Linked DNA regions of Homo sapiens: region 2 is linked to region 1. The links are chromatin contacts, found by Hi-C or POLR2A ChIA-PET in ENCODE. All regions are on one chromosome and are shown on one strand. Each heading gives the region's core, a stretch centred on a gene start or an enhancer-like site at or near the end of the contact. The rest is flanking DNA. Distances are from core to core; before and after follow the strand shown.

The links. Hi-C counts contacts between places; a loop is a spot of excess contacts on that map. ChIA-PET counts read pairs that join two places held with the same protein, here RNA polymerase II (POLR2A).
Region 2: a map of PC-9 shows a loop between it and region 1 (30-fold over the local background). The contact joins two enhancer-like sites. A Hi-C loop is called at or near these places in 1 of 168 maps with a recorded cell type or tissue (PC-9). POLR2A ChIA-PET finds 5 or more read pairs at or near these places in 3 of 52 experiments (activated CD4-positive, alpha-beta T cell and activated CD8-positive, alpha-beta T cell).

The regions. Positions count from the first base shown.
Region 1 is chr13:24,207,234-24,209,922 of GRCh38, reverse strand. The region is part of intron 1 of SPATA13 (spermatogenesis associated 13); the gene reads right to left. Among named protein-coding and RNA genes, the nearest start is that of SPATA13-AS1, 46 kb to the left of the region's middle. Within about 2 kb of position 1,391, at least 3 of the 41 ENCODE cell types and tissues checked have a DNase peak (open chromatin) inside an H3K27ac peak, as active enhancers do.
Region 2 is chr13:24,245,302-24,247,990 of GRCh38, reverse strand. All of the region lies in intron 2 of SPATA13 (spermatogenesis associated 13), which reads right to left. Among named protein-coding and RNA genes, the nearest start is that of SPATA13-AS1, 7.8 kb to the left of the region's middle. RefSeq lists an enhancer at 1-94. Within about 2 kb of position 1,381, at least 2 of the 41 ENCODE cell types and tissues checked have a DNase peak (open chromatin) inside an H3K27ac peak, as active enhancers do.

The DNA of each region.
Region 1 (2,689 bases), core at 142-2,641:
GTGGTAAGGATGTGCAAGAAAGGAGACCCTCACACACTACTGGCAGGATTGTGAATTAGTACAGCCCCTGTGGAAAACAGCATGGAGGCGCCTCAGAAAACTAAATATAGAACTACCATATGATACAGCAATCCCAATACTGGGTATATATCCAAAAAAACGAAATCAACACCTCAAAAAGACGTCTACACCCCCTTGTTCATGGCAGCACTATTCACAGTAGCCAAGATACGCAATTGACCTAAGTGTCCCTGAATGGATGAATGGATAAAGAAAATGTGGTGTATACACACACAACGGAGTACTATTCAGTCATGAAAAGGATGTCCTGTCATTTGCAGCAACACTGATAAAGCTGGAGGATATTATGCTGAGTGAAATGAGCCAGGCACAGAGAGACAAATACCACATGATCTCACTTAACACGCAGAACTGAAAGCAGAGACCAGAACAGTGCTGTCCTCTCACCTCCTCTGGTGGCCTCCTTTTATTTCATCAAATAACCTTGGCAAGAGCTGTCTTTTCATCTCTTAATTCCCTTACCCCATACTTTTAAGTGCAGCAATCTAGTTTCAACAAAAACGCTGACCTTTTAAAATTAAAAATGAAATGAAATTAAAGTCTTACACCTCTATCTGAGACAACTAAAAGCCTAACTGAGGTTTAATAGAGAAACGGGGATAGCACCTTTAAAATATCTACTCTTGATACCACTGTGATCACATCTGTGTTCAAGTCGAATTCCTGAAATCGGCTTGTCCTGAGTACAGTTCTTGGGCACCTAAGCCAGAGGCTCATGATGTCTATCTCTGCACCTCCGTTAGAATGACCCCTGCATCAGTGCTGAGAGCTCATCAACAGTGGCAGGAACCAGGAAGCCACAGCTGACCCTGACATGCTCCCCTGGAGATTAGACTCTTGTCCAGAAGACAACAAAAACATAGCAATCTCTATTTTCTAGGAACTTTGTGTTTTCCACCCAGTTTTGGTAAAATTCAGATTATAAAGGAAAACACCAATATCCGATCTTCAGTATAAGAGTGAATACAGTATTCACCTCTTGAGACTCTCACTTGACTTCAAATTAAACCAAGTGCGGTAATTTCTGAAGAAGCTGAAACTTTTCTGAACTTTCTCCTTGTTTCTCTCCACACTTAGCAATATCCCTTTCCAGCCAGCTGATTAAAACTACTTAATAAATGGAACTGTCAGGGATTTCTTTTGGCCTATGGGCTCCCTAAAAGTCTTAATGAGAAACCAGGGTGCATGAACTGAGAATGTCTGGGAACCCTCTGGACAAGAAGGTGACACCTATCTGCAACTAAAGATCAGTCTGGAAAGTCCCCACCAGTCTTCTTGATCTGCATGACTAACCGATCCACTGGAGAAAAGCCAATGTGAGCTGTCATCCACATGGGAAGGGAAAATCACTCTTGGAGAACTCAGACTCCACCTATATTCACTCACTGGAGTGCTAGGAGCACTGGGGATTATGAATTACACTGTTTCACTTCAATATTCCTCAGGCACAATCTATATTCTGTATTTTATTCCACAGTGGTGCAACTTGGAATTGGAACCACTTTGCATCTAATTAACAGGAATATGGAACACAGGTTATTATCAGCCTTTTTGGCAACAAAGCCCTCAATTACAGGGAATTTCTGGAAGAAAGCTGATCACTCCCCAGTTCCGTCACTATTCTGGGAGGCCACCAGGTCCTTGATTCTGAACACATTCAATAACTCTGAGCCTCACCTGACACTAATTACCTTCCTCCAGCCTGCTGACAAAAGAATTTCAGCCTCAGATTTGTTGAGCCCATTTTGACAAGAACAAGGCTCGTCCCTTCCCTGCCGAAAGCTCTTTCAGCGGCTCCCATCAGGCAGTGCGGCTCCAACTTCCCTAAATTACTCCTAATTACACATGAGGTGGAGGAGGAGAGAGAATGTCTATACGCCAGATATTCTCAACACAACTACCCTCTATTATCACATCCATTTCACAGATGCAAGAATCTGAGGTTAGGTCCTAAGATCACACCATAGAAAGTGACAGGGCCACCACCTACACCAGGTAGTCTGGCCACAGCATCTGTGTTCCTAATCCACTGCGACTGCCTCCCTGATGGCTCAGGATAGCCAGTCTGCATCTTGGGTGATGCGCAGAGGTAGCAGGTTACTGAACGCTGAACATTTCTTTACAGTTGCATAGTTTATCTTTACAAGTCACACAAATACTGCATTCTTTTCCTAAGATTTGTCTTGATAAAAAACAACACTAGCCACTTCACATCTATTTAGAAGCCTGTTACCTTAAAAAAACAGAAAATAACAAGTGCTGGTAGGGATGTGGAGAAACGAACCCGGGTGTACTGTTGGTGGAAATGTGAAATAGTGCAGCCACTGTGGAAAACATTATGGTGGTTCCCCAAAAACTCAAACACAGAACTATTACATGCTCTAGCAATTCCACTTCTGGAGATATACCCAAAAGAACTGAAACTGGGGACTGGAACAGATTTTATTTTCTTTCCGATTTTTATTTTAAGTTCAGGGGTACATGTGCGGGATGTGCAGATTTGTTACCTAGGTAAACGTATGCCATGGTGGTTTGCTGCACGTATCATCCTATCACCTCGGTATTAAGCCCAGCATCCATTAGATATTCTTTCTAATGCTGTCCCTCC
Region 2 (2,689 bases), core at 132-2,631, 38 kb before region 1:
ACTATGACTGCAGGAGTCCCTGGGAGCTCACAGAGCTTGTGCCGCAGCCCACCGGCTCCCTCCTTGAGAAACCAAAATGGTGGCTGGTAGAGGCAAAGGAGGCACACCTCCAGCCAGTGACAAGAGACCCCGGGCCCCAGGCTCGCCATTTCCAGCCTGAGGGTCTGAATGCTCACTGAGGCCACGTGCCATGAAGAAGTGGATGCAGAGCCCGGGCGGGTGGCTCACGTCCGTAATCCCAGCACTTTGGGAGGCCAAGATGGGCAGATCACTTGAGATCAGGAGTTTGAGACCAGCTGGCCAACATGGTGAAACCCTGTCTCTACTAAAATACAAAAAAATTAGCCAGGTGTGGTGACAGGTGCCTGTAATCCCAGCTACTTGGGGGGCTGAGGCGGCAGGAGAGTCACTTGAACACGGGAGGTGGAAGTTGCAGTGGGCTGAAATTGCACCACTGCACTCCAGCCCGGGTGACAGAAGGAGACTCTGTCTCAAAAAAAAAAAAAAAAAAAGTGAATGTGGAGCAAAGAGCACAGTGTGGGGTTTATAGATACTTTACTCCAACCACTCATTTTTCAAATCAGGAAAACTGGGACCTAAAGAAGTGACGTGACTTGCCCAGGGCCACACAGTTAATCAGTGGCAACAAAGACACAAAACAATGGGCTTCGTGAGTTCTTTTCCAAAAGTTTTCCTGCAATGCCACGTCACCTCTGCTCAAAAGACAATCCCGTGCAGGTTCCAGCAACTTCCCCTTTGCTGCTGTCCACAGATCCCTCCTGCTGGGCTGCCACCTTTAATTCTCTCTCCACTGACGGCACCCAGAATAGCATACAAATGATTTTGAGCTGAAGGCTTTAGAGAGTGACCTCTGTTATCTGCCTAAAAGCAGAGCCTCTCAAAAGAACTGAACTGTCACAAATCCCCTCCTGGGAGTTGCCTGCTACCAGGGTAAAGAGGGGAATCCACACCCAAACAGACACTGTCACAAAACTCACGTATTTTCCTGAAAGCCTATTTATCTTTCCTAAAAGTCACTTGTTTTCCCTTAAGTTCTCTTCTCCCGGCCTAGTAAGATGCCACATACTGCTTAAATTCTAACCACCTCCTTGAGTCACTTTTTTTTTTTGAGATGGAGTCGTACTCTGTCACCAGGCTGGAGTGCAGTGGTGTGATCTCGGCTCACCGCAACCTCCACCTCCCAGGTTCAAGTGATTATCCTGTCTCAGCCTCTTGAGTAGCTGGGATTACAGGCACCTACCACCACGCCCAGCTAATTTAGATATACATTTTTTAGCAGAGACACGGTTTCACCATGTTGGCCAGAATGGTCTCGAACTCCTGACCTCATGATCCACCCACTGCAGCTTCCCAAAGTGCTGGGATTACAGGCGTGAGCCACCACACCCGGCCTGAGTCACATTTTTCTATGAACTCTGTCTCTCACACACAGAGACACGCACAAACGCAGGCATGTGAATAAACATGTCTTTTCTTTTGCTAATCTGTCTTCTGTCAATTTAATTCACAGGCCTTAAAATTCACAGGACTTAAGAACAGAGTCAAAGAGTGTAGAGGAAACGTTTTTTTCCTCCCCAACACCACTACAGGAAAATATGAGAGAAATCATGAAAAGGTTAATATTATTTTCTCTATTACACATGAAAAACAAAGATAGTTTAAATTACCGAATCAAATGGCACAGACAACTTAAGTACATAGTGAGAATAAACCCAATTACATTATTGCCCTGTAATAAAAAGGTTCAGGAACAACACGCTAGAAAAACAGAAGTACAAGAAGACCACAGGCAGGGAACTGTCCACCTGCTCACAAATGGACGTGCAGCCCTTTGTTCTGTTCTATTTTTAGTTAGTTTTTTGGGGTCTGGTTTGTTTTGGTTTTACACTTACGTGACACGCACCCTGCCTTTTCTCAGTAATGCCAAAAGTAAGGAACTACTCCAGGCAGTGACAGATGCTGGGTACAGGCAGGTGAGCTCCAAGCAGGTCAGTAGACAGCAGCGGGCAGGACTCGGGATCATTCTTTTAATACATCATGCCTCAGAGTCAGCACAGTAGAGCACACAAAACCAACTGTTGGCCGGAGCACAGTGGTTCACACCGCTAATCCCAGCACTTTGGGAGGCTCAGGCAGGAGGATTGCTTGAGCCCAGGAATTCAAGACCAGCGTGGGCAACACAGTGAAACTTCATCTAAAAATAAATAAATAATAGCAGGGCACGGTTTTATGTGCCTGTCGTCCCAGCTACTTGGGAGGCCGAGGCAGGAGGATTGCTTGAGCCTAGGAGGTGGAGGCTGCAGTGAGCCATGATTGCACTACTGCAATCCAGCCTGGGCAACAAAGCAAGACCTGTTGTCTAAAAAAAAAAAAAAAAAAAAAAAAGAAACAACTGTAATTCTACGTTCAGTATTTATACAGTTCCAATGAAGATATAAAAGGAGAAAACATTCCCTCTAAAAGGTACCACATATTCTAAAAATAGCAAAACTTAGTTACAGTATAATATACAAAATTGAAATGTCCATTTTACTCCCAGCAAAAGTACAAAGAGAAGGATAGAGGAAAACTCTCAGATTTAAGCTCACATTCAAACATTGATTATTCGCCAAAAGACGGTTAAATTCCTTATGAAACAAATTTGAACTTTGATGGATATTCTAAAATG